Regions from separate parts of the Homo sapiens genome. Here region 2 is linked to region 1. A link is a loop called in an ENCODE intact Hi-C map of the cell type or tissue named here. Cell type or tissue: chondrocyte. All regions are shown on one strand.

Region 1 (8,000 bases):
AGCGTTTTCTTGGCGGCCCCTTGCGTCTCCAGACAGGCTCTGCTGCAGGGTGTGTTGGGGTGGGGAACCCTGGGCGCCTGGTTCTCGGTCTCTGCAGATCAAGACTAGGTCATCCAGTGGAGCCCCGTGGGTCTCAGATTTCAGAAAAGTCCTTTTGCTCGGCTGAGGTCATTTCACCGCCCGGAAGGGAGGGCTGTGCAGGGACCCCGGCCACAGGACGCACAGTGAGAGGATGCTTCGGCTTTTCTCAGGCTTGGAGCCCGAAAGCCGAGGTCATGAGATGCTGCAGCGAGGCCAAGAGCATCCAATTTGGGGAAACTGCTCTTCAGGGAAGTGTTTGGGTGTGTTTGCTTTGGGAGATTCCTCTTAATGGAGGATTTGATGACTCGAGTAGAGAAGCTGCAGTAGTCAGGCTGATGCTGAGCAGCGTTAAGGAGGTCAATGTCACACGTCTGGGAGAATCCACAGGGAGAGCCAGGGGCCTGTGGCCGGGGAAGACCTGGGATGCCAGCGGGGTAGCTGGGAGGGTCGAGTAACTGAGGGCGTCTCTTGCTAAAACCAGTACCATGAATCCTATGAGGTCTGGATATTATTAAAGTGTCAGGCTGACATGGTGTTAAGAGAAAAGGGTGGCAAAAATCCCAGTAGGCAAGCAAGAATGTTTCAAGCAAATTGTCCTTTAAAAAACTTACCAAGCCATATTTTATTTTTTAACGACAATTTTTTTTCTTTATTATGTCTTCTTGAACATTGATTGTTATTGTGTACAGACAGGTCTTTCACATATTTCACAGAGTAATTTCATATTGAATGGTATTGAGTTTTTTCTTTTTTTAATTTTTAATTTTTGTGGGTACCTTGTGGTGCATATATTTATGGGGTACATGAGATGTCTGGATGCAGGCATGCAATGTGAAATAAGCACGTCATGGAGAATGGGGTATCCGTCCCCTCGGGCATTTATCCTTTGAGTTACAAACAACCCAATTACACTCTTTCAGCTATTTTAAAATATACAATTATTATTGACTACACTCACCCCACTGTGCCATCAAAATGCATATTTTTGAATGGACTTTTTTAATACAAATATTTCTCTATGCTTTATTTCTCAGGATCATCTGAAAGCCTATGGGAAACTCTTACCAGTCCACACGTTTGCTTTGCACCTTATTTGAACATTAACTGCTGCAGAATTCCAGTGGTGCCAGGCATTTCGAATATCCTAAACTGGACACTTGCCCTGAAATAATGTAATTGTGCTGCATAAATACTTTTATGCCTGTGAACTCAACTGAGTTAAATATTAACTGTAAAGAGTCCTACAAAATCTTGTAGTTAATAAATGATGTTACAGCTTAATGTTGGTGCTTAGGAACCTTTGAGAGCTTTTTATCTTCATATTTTAAATTCTTAATGATCCCTCCCCCTTTCTTATTAATGCCATTTTGATAAATGAATATTTTTATTCAGGGAGTCCTTACCATTTTCCTCATTCGTTGGAAGAAAAGGGACTCTAGTGAAAGTGAATGCCGCCTCTCTCTCTTTCTCTTTCTCTCCACTCTGCCACTGCCTCTATCTGACTGTGTTCCATTGAAACAACTGGAATCAAATTTTAGCAGGAAAATTCACTTGATATGACCACGCAGCTACACGCTTCCCCGTACCAAGCTCTTACTGTAGTGAGCACCCTGTGTGTGGATGAGTGTGTACCACACAGCCACACACAGTCGTGGTTGGGGGAACCTCAGAATGTGAGAACAGCTAAGGTCCTCAAGAGATCATTCTAGCCCAAAGCCCTCATTTTCCATGTGAGATAACTGAGGTTCAGAGAAGACAAGTGAGATGGCCAAGGTCTCCAGCAGGCCTGGGGTCACTGTGCAGACTCCGTGCCCTTCTGTTGCACTGTGTGGTGTGGAAGGAGCAGGAACACGTCAGTTTGAATATCAGCCCATTTCCCAACCCCACAGTGGTGCTGGGGTCACCTACCCCCAGGCTGGAGGTGAGTGAGGTAATCTTCCTTACAAGGCTTTCGATGTGCCTCAGTGAAAGCAGATTCCTGGAACTTCGGTGCGGTTACCCGGCCCTGGCCTTCAGGGCCCATCCCGCTGGTACTGGGGTGAGGTGGAGGGGACCCAGTGGGTGGGAGGCAGTAGGCGCTGCCAGTCTCTTGGTGCCTGTTCCTCGGCACAAGTACCACACCATGCTCTGTTAAAAGGAACTTCATAGTGGAATAAGTGTGCGGGCCACAACACATTGTTCAGCTTTGTGTAATTCGGCAGATCTTGGAATGATTGGACCCCACCCACCAACATCCTGCTGAATGAGCATAGTCAGTAACAGCTCAGGAATTGCTACTCCAGACATGGGTGACTAAAAATAAAACCAAACTTCAAGGAAACAAAGCCAAGACTATTCCGTGGCTAGATTCTCGAATGTGGGTCACCTCTCCCTATTCCACTGTCTTCATGGCTGAGAGGGGCTGCTGGCCCAGTTCATGCTCCTTTGACCCCAAGCCCATAGTGATCTCCACCCCAAGATCTGTTCTTGGTTCTTCTTTGAACCTGACTTCACCTGGGGCACCACATTCAGTGGGTACTTTCTGGGACGTTTCCCACGCCCACCCCTGGAGACCTCACCTGCTGACCTTGAAGGTACAGCTCAGACCTCTTGAGGCAGCGCCTGGAACTGAGCCTGGCGTAAACATCATGATTGTGCTCCCCATGAACAAGAGCTCCTCTCACAGCTCCCTCCCTCCTCAGTGAGGGATGCTTCCCAGCAAAGTGACAGGCACACCAGCTTGGCTCCTGCCACACTTGACCTGGATGAATGCATGTCAGTGTCCAGACAATGGTTCAGATTTTACAAAATCTGATCAGGTGGAAGCCCTGAGTTCATTTTATGTTCGTCCGATGTAGCTGTTTTGATTCTTCCCTTTTCTTTTTCTGTTTTATTTTTTTTTCTTTGTGCCTTAACACTTCAAGACAGCTTAGGTCACTTAAAGTTCTAAAGTCAACATAAGTCCTCTGGAGCATATCCAGTACAAAAGCAGAGAGAGAGCTGGACTCCTTTTCAATAAGGACCAAAGGACTTACCCACCCAGCATGCGGGTATCTTTAGGCTGCTAAAAGGTATTTTCTGTGGTCATCGACTCTATAAGCTGGGCTCTTCCTACTTTTATAAAAACAAGGACAACTGTCCCATTAGCTTAATGAACTGGGCTGTGTGATTCACTAGACTGAAATTGTGAAATTCAACACATCCCCCTGGAAACCATCGGTGTGCCCTCTAAAGCGCTGCCCACTGTTGCTTAGGGAATGGCAAGCATATGCTTTTTTCAGGTCATCTTTACTCTGTTAACGACTGAAGAATGACAAGCAGTTATGAGGTGCTATTAATTTTTATGAAAAGAGAAAACAATTACTTTTAATAGAAATTGGGATCCCTTTTTAAATGAAGAAAAAAAGACTGCTTATTCTAGTCAATAAAAAAGTAGACGAAACCATTTATTAACCAGTTGGTGGCAGTGTTTTCATTAAGAAAAGATATTATGCACACTTTACTTCTGATTCATTTTATCAAATGTTTAAGAGGATGGACTTTAGGTATTTCTCACTAATATGCTTAAAATTCCAGCAATATTTGCAACTTCCAACAGGATTTGGAATTCCAATGGGAAACAGAGTTTTTAAGAGTTCCTGAGTAAGTTTCTACCTCCAGGAAATTACATAAAGTACATGATGCGAAATTTCAATCTTTGTTATATTTTCTATTGCTAGCCTCTTTGCTAAGGTTTATAGAAATGGTAAACAGCACTGCTTGGCTGGGAACACGCTTCTGTTGATTGGTTTACAAGTTGACTTGAGCTATACGGATAAGATGCGCTTTTAACAGGTTAACAGTTCCTCTTTCCTGTGTTCTATCAAAGAGGAGAAAGGAAGTCATATTCAGCTCTCTTCTCTAAAATTATCCAACGAGTGCTTTTCTCACTCACTCCCTGCAGACAAGGAAGTCTGCCTGCAGGGAAGGGAGTCATACGTCACAGACAAGCAGAGCACCCCGAGGTTTATTTCTGTAACAGAGTCACGTGACAACATCCTTGCCAACATGTAAATTCCATTACGCCAAAAGAGATTGCCAATCAGGTGTGGGAATAACGTTGTCCTCCTACTGAAAGGCACCAAAAATATCCACAGCCTTGACCTCTCCATCTGGGAATATGATTTTACTCCTTCTCCAAGGGACTGAACCCTCCCACTCATGTGCTGCTGGCACCATCTGGACTGTCTCCATCTGGGAATTGGATCCTAAGCCCACACAGATGTACTCAAAGCCAATGTCTCTACCCAGTAGATACTCTGACCTCTTGGCCCAGGGGGAGACACAGAGCAGCACAAAGTAATTTGTCAGAGTCTGTATTTTTCCCTCCTCATCCAGAACCTGTGCCTTCTTACTCTCCCTGGGATTTGAATTGTGTTATTTTGTGTTCAGAGTTTTATTTCCAAGGGTATGTTGTTCTAACTGGCATTGCATTTGGGATGATCTTTACCAATTAGTATGGCAAAACTCCCTTGCCCTTCCCTGCTGCCTCCAAGATGCACAGCCCTCCAGGCCCATACAGATGAAGGATTGGGGTCACCTAACTGAGGGCTGCACAGCAAATTTACAGGAAAATGAAACTGGCAGCCTTGGATGCAGTTTTCAGTTCATGAAAACTATTGTATGTGAATGAAATGCACATTGTTGATTTAATCAAGTGGGAATGCATAGCCTGCCCTAAGAACAGGAGCAGTCTGGCCAAGGGAAATGGGCCTTGAACACTTTTTTATCAGGTGATTACTCCAATCGTCACATTGGCCAGCCTCCTAGAAGCTTGCAAAGATGACTAACTAAGCCTAATGTGTATAAGACAAGCTGTCACAAAGGGCTTTGTGGCAAGGCCTTCTGAGAGATCTAAGCATCCAGTATCCTCCACCACCCACACAAGGCCACCCGAAGTTTCCAATGCCCTTGGCTGGGACTTTTGCCAATGACCTGGGACACTCATGTCTTTACGGATGCTGGTGCCTGGAAGACACTTAGCATTTGACCTGCAAGTGGGGTAATTGAGTCTTAGCTTCAAACCGTTGAGCAGCAGGTCAGGGGGGCATTGCAGGGCAGAGTAGCTGTTTTTTCAAAAGCTTGAAAGACTGTCAAGCTTCAAAGAAAGGGGTTAATGTCAATGAATGGCCAATTCCCACTCAGTATAAGGAACAATTCCAACTGCTCCTGATAGTACACAAGTGAGAACATTCATAAATGTGGTACCAGAATGATTCAGGTTCAAATCTTCACTTTCCTACTTCCCAGCTGGATGACCTTGAGGTTATTTAACCCCTCTGGTCATCTCTTTCACCTGCTCATTCTGTTCCTCAGAATTGTTATGGTGGTCAAGTTCAAATGCATGTGATGGGTCCCAATTTGAACTGTAAATATTGTCACCTGAAGTGGGCATCATTTTTAAGAAGCAGAGCCAGTGGTTACCAAGGTTATTAGCAAGGGAATTCATAGGGTAATAATAGTTTCATTCATTATTCATTGAACTGTATTGTTCATTTACATGATTTCAGATAATCCTCTCAAGAACCTCTGAAAGAATGTTGGAATTCTCATAGGTAAGGAAAGTGGGGCTTAGAGATGTGAAGTAAATTGCCCAGATGACTGGCATCCCTGAAACTGGAACCCACATCTATGGGGGCTCTTATCTTCTCTGGGTCCCCCATACACCCCGCTTAGTCAAGGGAAAAGGTTATTCCCAGTGATTCCAATAGGGTTCACTGCAATGCAGAATAGAAAGAAAATGGAAGAGAAGTGTGCACATCTTCCTATAAGTCTCCACCCACTGAAATCTGGTCACACCAGGAGATCAGCAGTAGTTTAAAGGTTGTTTGCCTCTTACTCTTTGACAGAGCTGCCCTGCTCCTTTCTGTACATAGCAGCTAAACCTGTAAGTGTATAATGCTTGAGAAGATCAAAGGGTTGTCTTCTAAAATACGCTCTAAATAGCTATTAAATTCTACTTTAATCTGAAGTATAAATTCTACAAACACAGCTGTGATCTCCCAAGTGTATCATGAATGTCTGAACAGCTGGGCAAAAGCTGCACTGGTGTAAATGGACTTGTCTCAGACATGTCTGTCACAGCCCAGCATGAATTGGAAAAATTTTCCTGTGATATTCCTTTGGTTTGTTAATAAATGATTACAGGCAGACTGAGAGTGATCTAAACCCTACAATTAGTGTTGTGAAGACAGGAGAAAATGTGCCTATGTACACATTGCAGATCAAATTGTGCACTCTGAAAACCCTGCTGCCTAAAGTTCAGAATCCTATACATGATCAAGACCAGGTATCAATCAGCCAAAACATCATCTGCTCAGAAAAAAGAATCTGTGCACCCTCTTTTTCCTTCTCTTGTGTTTCATTCTTTCCATTTCTCCCACTTCTCCCTTCCTGTCTTCCACCCTTCATCCCCTCGTCCTTTTCCTCTGCTTGTCAGTTAGTTTTTAGTTTTATCAAACTTACACATGTATATAAGTTAAAGAGCCAATTAATCATACACATTTCCTTACTCCTCCTTCCCCTTCCCAGAAGCAATCACTTTCAACACCTTCAGCTGATTATTTTATCACCTCCATATCTCCAAAAATATGCCTGTATTCCTTCTTTATTTTTCTGTTTCAGACATTATAGGGTTAAGTCATCATTTTCGTGAGATCAACAGTTGTTTACATATTGTGACTTTGTAACATCAGACACAGGGACACCATATAGTAAGCTAAGAGTACTCGTCTTTTCCTGCACAACTTTTGCTTTCTCTGGAGTTAATACATTTATCTCTTTAATTTGATGAATTGTCTATGTACTCATCCTTAATCCAACAACAAAAGCTTCATTAGTGGAATAATCTCCTCTTAAGACATGCAGACACATCTGGATCTTTGTCTGTTTAGTCTTCCTGAAGAAACCTCTCTCAGAGCTTTCCAAGCCACTCCAGTCTGAATCAGTCAACCTGTAAGCTTGGGGCAAAGCTGTCCCCTAGAATCACCCTTCAGAATTATTTGCAGGGTTCCTCCATTTATCTTTTGTCTTCATCACACGCTCTTTTATTCCTATGTCACTTTCTTGATCTATACTCCATTTTGGTGTGAAGCACATCCATCTACAGACTCCTGAGAAAAGGTGCATGAGAAGTGCATCTTTGAGACAGTGCTTGCCTGAAAATATCTTTATTTCACTCCCACAATTTCCTTCAGAATTACAAAGATCTCATGCAATTGGCTCTCAGCTATACATGAGTGTTATTGAGAAGACGGAAGCCTTTCTGATTCTGGATCTGCATGTGACTTTTTTTTTTAACTTACAGAAGCTTATAGATAGGGTCTTCTTTTTCTTCCTGAATGTTCTGAAATTTTATGATACATGAATAGATTTGGTGAGGCCTATTTTCAACTATTATGTTACATGTTTGGCAAGCTCTTTTAAACTAGAGACTGATGTTCTTCCATTATTGGAAATTTTCTTGCATTATTTCATTGATTATTTCTTTCCATGTGTTCTCTCTTTTTGGAACCACTATTTCCATATTATTTAAATGTTGAACCTCCTAGACTTGTCCACTAATTATTTTCTTCTATTTTGTATTTTTTAAATCTTTTGTTCTGCTCTCTGGAAGACTCCCTTGACTTATGTTTCAAACTTTCTAATGACTTGTGATCTCTATTGTGATGTTTTTTATTCCCAATAATGTTTTGTTGTTGTTGCTGTTCTTTGAATATTCCTTTTCTATAGTGTCCAGTTCTTATTTCATGGTTTCATTATATCCTCTTATCCGTGTAAGGATATTACTGATAGTTTTTTGATGTTGCTTTGGTCCAGTTTGGTTTTGATGTTGTCGTATTCCTCTTCCTGTATAGTTCTATTTCCTAAAAGTTGCTTTTTTTAAATGTGTAAATGTTCTA
Region 2 (8,000 bases), 380 kb after region 1:
CCTAATTTTACTTTAAAGATAATAATATCGGGCGCAGTGGCTCACGCCTGTAATCTTAGCACTTTGGGAGGCTGAGATGGGTGGATTGCCTGAGCTGAGGAGTTGGAGACCAGCCTGGGCAACATGGTGAAACCTCATTTCTACTAAAATACAAAAAATCAGCCAGGCGTGGTTACAGGTTACTCAGGAGGCTGAGGCACGAGAATTGCTTGAACATGGGAGATGGAGGTTGCAGTAAACTGACATCACGCCACTCTAGCCTGGGCAACAAAACGAAACTCTGTCTCCAAAACAAAAACAAAAACAAAAACGAAAACAGATAATATCGATTCTTGCAAAATATAATAATTAAGAAATTTAATCCTTTATCACAAACCCTCGTAGCAGAGCAGAGCTCCCCATATATATGAGTATTGTACCTAGGCTGGACGCATTCCTCCTCTTACTTTTGGGAATGTCCCACTCTGTCTATGGAGTAGCTGTTCTTTCACTACTTTATTCTCTTAATAAACTTGTTTTCACTTTGCACAGTGGACTCGCCCTGTGTTCTTTCTTGTGTGAGATCCGGGAACCCTCTCTTGGGATCTGGATCGGGACCGCTTTTGTGTAACAAAGACATGGGAAAGAAAAATTCACGTCCATAGCGAGCTCTGTCACAGCGACATCGGACAGTTGGGAGGGCAGGCGTTTCATCGGCAGTCTCCTAAAGAAGGAAGTTCTGCTGTGTAGCTAAACTGGAAGGCTCCTCTTCTGCAGTTGCTAGTTTGGAGACACTTTTCTCTTCTCCTGCCTTGCACACTGGAGAGGATACAGGTTAATCACACTGACAGATACACTGGTTCACTGAGGGGTAAGGGTTATTGGGGAGCATGCATGTGGACATTGCAATGACACAGTGATGATGCTCAGACAAATGAGGTCACACTGAGACAGGAAGCATCTCCATGAATTTCTATATAGGTGGAAAACTGCATAAGCAACTAGTGCAGGAGACAGAATGATCCAGCACCAGTGAAGTTGCTGTGGTCCCGGGCAACGAGTATGCCTCAAAGGTAATCCCCATTCTGATATTTTCCACCATTGATAACTTTGTCGCATTCTTGGACTTCATCTAAAGGGAATCATGTCATAAACACTGGGCGTCTGGCTTCCTTTGTTCTGCACCTTTGTAGAAGCCCTCCATGCCAAAGCATGCATCAGCAGTTAGTGCTTTTGGGTTGCTGTCTAGTATTCCACTATACGAAGAACCAAGAAATCTTTATCTACTGTTGACTGGTATTTGGATTATTTCCCGTTTGGAACAGATATAGATAAACCTGTTATGAACATTCTTGAACATGTTTGACTTGTATATTCTTGACTTTTTAATGTGGAAATTGAGACCTCAAACTCACTATACCATAGGGGTGGAATTCCAGCAATTCTCTGTACAACCCCTGCACAATTCCAAGAAGAAGGCAAAAGAAGAGAGACGTGGATATTTTGCTTAGTTAGCCGTCTTGAACTTTCCCTTATTTTTATTCCTCTGCTTTTAGGAAATCCCACTTGAAAAGTAGCTATTTTCTCCTTTGCAAGTCTATCTTTTTCAACAAAAATCTTAAGCAAAATATAAAAAGCCAATACCAATTGATTCCTAAAATGAATCTATCAAGTTTCACTTTTTTTTTTTCCTGAGGAAGCCGAGCATATTGACTCATTCTAGACCCTAAAAATATGCCTACATCCCATCTATTAAAAAAAAATGCAAGAGGGATCTGTGGGCAGGAAGATGGCTGAAACTCCCTTCTCTCCAGCCAGCCCCCAGCATGATGCTTGCTTTAAAGCCTGGAGCATGATGACACACACCTCACCCATGTGGAATATCTCTCCAGAGCCAAAGGTAAGGTGAGGCAAGTTTTCACCAATATTTTGATTTGTGATGCTGAAGACATGCACTTAAGCACTACAATATGTAAATGGTTTCCTACTTCAAAAAAAAAAAAAAGAAGCGATGCCAATGATTTTAATAGACTTAGCAAAACAACTGTAAGTCTACTACACAATTGAACAACTCTAAGCAGTCCTGATGATGCTACAGAATTCCGTTATACTCTCCTCTTCATGTAAGTGGATTTTCTAACCTGCCAATTACGGCTTTCCATTTTCTTCCTGGAGTTATACATCATGCGAATCTCAGATAGCACTGTCCTTGGAGCTGTTTTCTTGCCAGTTCACAGTGCCACCTGTGGCTGAGCACTGCCTTGCTGGGCATGCATTTATGTTGACCTGTTTTCACTCTTGGTCCCGGAAAACTTCAGCCTTCTGATACTACCAGCCCAATGCCCAAGTTTCCTGGCAGCTTTATTTACAGTCACTTTAAAAGACGGAAGGCAGATTTCAATTTTATGGATTGCCAATAAAGTAAGATTTACAGAAGTTCCCCAGACCACTGGGAAAATTACTGGAGCCCACAGCTGCAACAGCACATCCCCAAGGGAACATGCTGGAGAGTGGCAACTTCTCCTATCTGGTTTTAAACGTCCCCAACTCCTATACATTCCCTTCCCAGGCCCCTTCCAGGCAGAAGAGGGGACTGCAGTTTCCATACTGCTCACACAAAATTAAGCATCTCTTTCCAGCCAGCTCCCAACAGCCTCCCTGGTAAGCTGGAAAATCAGCTTGGGGGATCTGAGTTAAGAAGAACAACAAGAAGAGTGAGGTGGGCAGAGTTTGGATCCACAGGCTCAGGACTCCCGTCCTGGGCATATCTGGATCCCCAAGGCTGGCAAAATTGTATACCAAAGGATGCTGCGGGGTAAAGAGGGAAATAGATGACATTTTAGATTTTTTTTTCTTCTGAAATGTCTGGACACACTGCCCAAAGCATCCACATACAAAGAAGGTATTTCGTATAAAGTCATTTATAAAAAACAGACACTCTATAAGGCAGTGATAGGCTCAGTTCAGCTCAGCGAACAAGGATGGAGCTATGGCTTGGTCACAGGCACAGAGCTGGTGCTAGGTGCAGAGACTCAGGGATGTATAGGCAAAGAGGTCTCACTGCCCACTGATGTGTCTGGAGAGGTGGGTGGGTGAAGGGACTTTCCATTTGTCCTCCCAATTTCCTCTCCGAAGCCTGTCCCTTCCCTGGGGTCCACTACTTCTCTGACCTTTCCTGAGAAACAGACTAATAAATGTGGCTACTTACATTTTACATTACATTCTAGGAGCAAATCCAGGGGGCCAGGAGCCCTGCACTCGGCTGGCTGCTTAGTCCCTGGCCCAGACCCCAGGGCCTGACAGGCATCAGAGGGGCCCCTGGGTCTGCTGCTCTGAGCTCAAAACACCCAATACTCTTTGGTGGGTGGGAAATTAAGGGCGGGGATAGCTCCGTGTGCATCCTAGGTCTTTTCCTCTCCCAAGAGAATTCTACTCTGCCACAAAGGAACTCAGCCTCTGCGCCCTGTGGCTTCTGCTGACGGGTGGTGTGTGCTCTGGATGGGGGGTAGGGTTCCTGGCTAGGAGTGGCAGTGGCGCCTGCTCTGGAGTGTCCCTAAATGTCAGCATGCAACATTACCAGGCAGGCCCTCCCACTTCAGTCCTCAGGCCACTCATAGGACCTCCTGTCCCCATGTAGAGAGGCTGACACCAGGTTGGAGCCAGCACTGAAAGGATCCCCGAACTCCTGCTTCTACAAGGCAGCATCCGCAGGTGAGCGGCCAGGCACCTACAAGACACGCACCCTTCAAGCCTGGCTTCCCAAAGCCCCGCCGGGCCAGGCTGGCTGGCACAGCAGACAGTCATGCAGCAGGGTCCCCAGCGACCCCCCATCCCTGAGAGAACACACGGAGTCCCCCGCCCGCCAGCTGCTCCGGAGGCGGCTCCAGGGTAGACTCAACAAGTTCCCGGGCCATGCAGCGCCGCCTGCAGCCCAGAAACCCGGAGGACGCGCTGTGGCGGAGCCCCGCGCGCAGGCGGCAGCCGGCGGCAGCCGGCGGCAGCTCCTTCCACCTCCTCCTCCTCTTCCTCCTCCTCCTCCAGCTCTGGCGGCGGCGGGAGGGGGCTCCTCCACTCCCTCCCTATCCCCCACCCCACGCACGCGGCCCGGCCCGGCCCGGCCCCGCGCCGCCCCCGCCCCACCTCCGCCCCGCGGGGCCCGGGGCTCCGCCCGCCTCGGTGCCAGCCGGGCGCACAGGCGGCAGGCGCGCGGCTTGGGGCGCCCTCGCCTCTGGCCGCCCGGCTCCGCGGAGTAGCTGGGACCTGGAGCAGCGGAAAGGACTTCCCTCCTGCTCCCTCCTCTGCCCCGCCCCCGCCTCCTGGCCCTGGCTCTGAGATCTCGCCGAAGACAATTGCAGTAAATGAGGACATCGGAGGAGCGCGAAGCCGGGTGGCTGTGGCTGGCTCCGCCGCGTCGCGAGCAAGCGAGCGCGCGGGCGTCCCCGGAGCTGGCCCAGCCGCTGCCTCCCCGCGCGCGTCGCTAAGCGGGGCCGGAGGGACGCGAGCGACGCGAGCTGCGGCGCGGGGGCCGGCCGGGCCAGCAGGGCCGGGCCGGCAGCGGTGGAGGGGGCGGGCAGCAGGCGCGCAGCGGGCCAAGTCCCCGGAGCCGAGGCTTCCTCCGCGTGAGCGCGGCGAGTCTGGCCGCGGATGCCCTGTCCGGAGTGCTCCGTGCCGCCCCAGGCTTGCCAGGGTCCGCAGCGAGACATGCCCGAGCCAGGCGCTGCATCGACCTCGACTTATCTGTAAGCAGCGGAAGGTAAGCGGAGCCCCGCGTGCCCTCCTCCCGCGCCCCCGCGCCCGTCGTACTTGGCCGCGGGCAGAGCACCGCTGGGACGGGCGCCGACCCCGATTCGGGCGCACACACTCGGCCCCAAACCGGCTTGGCCGGAAACTCGGCGGCTCCCGGGGCCGGGACACCCCGGTGCAGCCGGGAGCGGACCCGGTGCGGTCGCAGGTGGGGGGCAAGGTTATGCAACTGCATCTGGCGCGACCGGGTCGCTGAGGGGCGTCTGGCAACTTTGGCGACGTCAGGGAGGAGCGGGGCTGCGCCTCTGCGATGTGGGTTCCAGACAGACGCCACAGCTTCGTGAGCGCCCGACAGCCCTAGCCAGGCAAAACTGGGAGATCTGGGGGCGGCCGTCTCCCCGGAAGGTTTCGAGGCTTTTAAGTATTTTCCAAACTAAAGCGCCCTGGAAAGTACAAGTACGGCTGATTAACTTCGGGGGGGGGATGAGTTGGAACAGAGGGGCCCTGACGCCGGCCGTTGAGGAGAGGCGCGAGCAGCAGTGAAGGCAGATGCCCACGTGAAATGCTCGTCTCCTCCACTCGCTGGGGTTGGCACCTTCCCGGGGCTGCGGGTTGGGGTCGGCGCCGCGGGGCTTCCCGGTGCCTGGCAGCCCGAGTCAGACCGGGACAGGCGTGGGAAACCAACCAACGCTGCAGACCTAAGAGACTGCGAGCTGGCGGGCGAGGGCAGGAGGGAGGAGGGAGCCCGCGGGCAGCCCGGGGTCGGGGCAGCTCCTGGAGCCCAAAGTCAAGAGCGAGAGTCTGCATCTTGCTGGTTCATGCTCAGGGCTCCAGGCTGATGTCCCCACTGCTTGGATAAAGAGCCGCTCCCTGTGACCTCAGCATTCTACTACCCAAAAATATGCCACAGGGAGAGGGAGCCAGTGATAAAGAGATGCCAGGAGTGGGGGAGGAGAGGTGCCTCTGGAGTAAATAGGAGAGAAAATGGGTGCGTTTTGCTTATCTACAGCCCAGGGCTCCCGCCCGGACCCCTCTCCTGCTGTTGGTCTGTGCTGGGGAGCTGCACGCGCTCTGGGCCCCTGCGCCAGAAGCAGCGGTGAAGCGGTTTACTTTGACCTTGTCTGCTTAGGCGCTGAAATTCTGCGGAAGCATCCCGAGGTGAAACTGCAAGAGTGGGAATGAACTTTGGGGGAGCCCTGCCTTGGCTGGGAAGCCAAACGATCATTTCAGAAGACTACAGCTCAGGATAGCACAGGGTAGACGTCTGTGCACTTGAACGCTCCCCCCTCAACGAGGACTTGCTAGAGGGTTACCTTTCCATGCCTTATCTCAGTGGGGGGACTGTCAGAGTGACTGCGCTGGCTGGGTACTTGATGAAAAAATACCACTCACAAGACCCGGGCCATTCCCAGAGTAGTACATACATGAAAATGATATAACCCTTATTAAGCTTACGCTACAGCAAGTTACCGTCATTTCACTATGCAGAGGCGGAAAGTGCTGGTTTTTACTATTCCCCCACACTGTACTATTTCTTACATTCATATCCTGTTGAATGTTACTTTTGAAAGTTCATATTTATCTTTGCAATTTTTTTGCAAGAATGATTAGCAAACATGCACAAGGAGCTCAAAGAAAAAATGGAAGTCCTGCCATCTGCATGCCTCACCAGATATTAATCATTTACTATCCATGTTTACTACTTACATTAGATGGCACTGCTCCTCACGATGGTTTTATTAGAGGCGCATTTGGTTAAGGAAAAGAAAAAGTCTAGCACAGCTATCACTAATTGCATGATTTTGCATAAATTACATTAGCCATGGAGAGTTTTGTTTTCTTCACTAAATTCATCATTTTGTTTAAAAGACTAAACAATTCAGTTTAATTTCTTTAGCTAAATGAAAGACTTTTCCTTAAAGACAAGATGTCCTTGAAAAGCTACATATGTCTTTAAACTTATTACAGTTGCCACGACTTTGTATTTTATCATTGTGATTAAGACTTTGAGCTTTCATGTAAGTCAGGCCCTTTATCCTATTAAGAAACAGAATTACTGGTTAAGAAATAGGCTAACAAGGCAAAAGCTGGGAAGCTCCATGTCTGCACAATGAGATTTCTGCAAGCTCTATGGGAGGCTGGGTACTCTATTACTCTGTTTACTTCGGGGGCTTCTCTGTTTTGCCACAGTTGTTTTCCCCTGTGGCAGGAAAGGGAATTTTTGTGTTTTGTTTCTCCCTCTGTAGGGAAAAATTTTTAAATAAATCAATAAATAAGAGAAAGACTTGTACGTGAAAGGCATTCATCTACAAGGAAGACTCCTACACACTGAAATAAGCAGTCCAAAAATCAAAATGATTCTCAGAAATAACAACGGATCGCAGTGGAGTGGCAGGACAGACCCGTTCACGTAGACATTTGTATTCTCTTGTTTGCGCCCAGCCATGGCTATCTCATTTAGAGACAACTACTGAACTCTGGAATATGAGAAGCAGGTGACTTATGCTTCTCAGAGACTCATGATACAGAAATGATCACAGCTACCTCCCAAAGCAGCAGCTCTGTGGTCAGATATTTACGTAGGAGGGCAGTGACAGGTTCACCACGGATTTTAACGCTTGTGAAGGATGCTGTTCAACGCGTCCATAGCATCCAAGAAGCTCAGTTGGGAAGGCAGGCAAATTCTACATACTTGAGGCAAACCACCGTCATTCTGGGAGTGTGAGGTCATAAAAACTCCCCAGATAAAACCAGTGTCATCGTCATTTTCAACAGTCTTTCATAAATGTGAAGCACCACAACCCCTCCCCACCATGATTCCACTGGTTGGAGACCTACATTCCCCAACCAGAAATTAGCTGGCATGATTTATGAAGCAGATCCTTTTTTGTCTCACATATTTGATTTTAATATTTCATAACATTATGGGGTGACTTCAATATTTTAAAGCAAAATTTAATATGATTGATACTACATGACGACACTTTCATTACCATGAAATTCTCATACAAACATTGAGAGAAGTCTTTATTCCAATACTGGAGCTAACCTATGATATATATGTAGTGAAACTTCATGACTTTTAATCAGTTTATTTAAAATGTACATTGTTCTTATACATTAAGGACAGAATACAGACTTGCAGGAACCAAACTATAGGGACCCTGACAGGATTGCTGTAAACAAGTTGTTTGGACAATGTCTTGTGTTAAGCACTAAGCCATGAAAGGATAGGTTTGAACCTTTGGACCATGTGTGATAATGTGTCTGTTTCAGAT

Evidence for each region. Hi-C counts contacts between places; a loop is a spot of excess contacts. Peaks named below come from ENCODE experiments on the same cell type or tissue, not always from the same donor. Only the 100,000 strongest peaks of a DNase experiment are listed, where the experiment ranks them.
Region 2: it touches region 1 in a loop (4-fold over the local background); 2 of 110 quality-filtered maps call a loop at or near these places.

Annotation. Positions count from the first base shown.
Region 1 is chr10:127,573,114-127,581,113 of GRCh38, reverse strand. No RefSeq gene overlaps it. Among named protein-coding and RNA genes, the nearest start is that of NPS, 28 kb to the right of the region's middle. In chondrocyte, CTCF peaks have their summits at 3,324 and 3,525 (motif pointing right); a DNase peak (open chromatin) is centred at 168.
Region 2 is chr10:127,192,729-127,200,728 of GRCh38, reverse strand. All of the region lies in intron 27 of DOCK1 (dedicator of cytokinesis 1), which reads right to left. It overlaps INSYN2A (inhibitory synaptic factor 2A), which reads left to right and starts at 4,138. Exons shown (of 6, transcript NM_001039762.3): 1 at 4,138-4,732; 2 at 7,999-8,000. In chondrocyte, CTCF peaks have their summits at 2,025, 2,228, 3,702 and 3,903 (motif pointing left); a DNase peak (open chromatin) is centred at 3,769.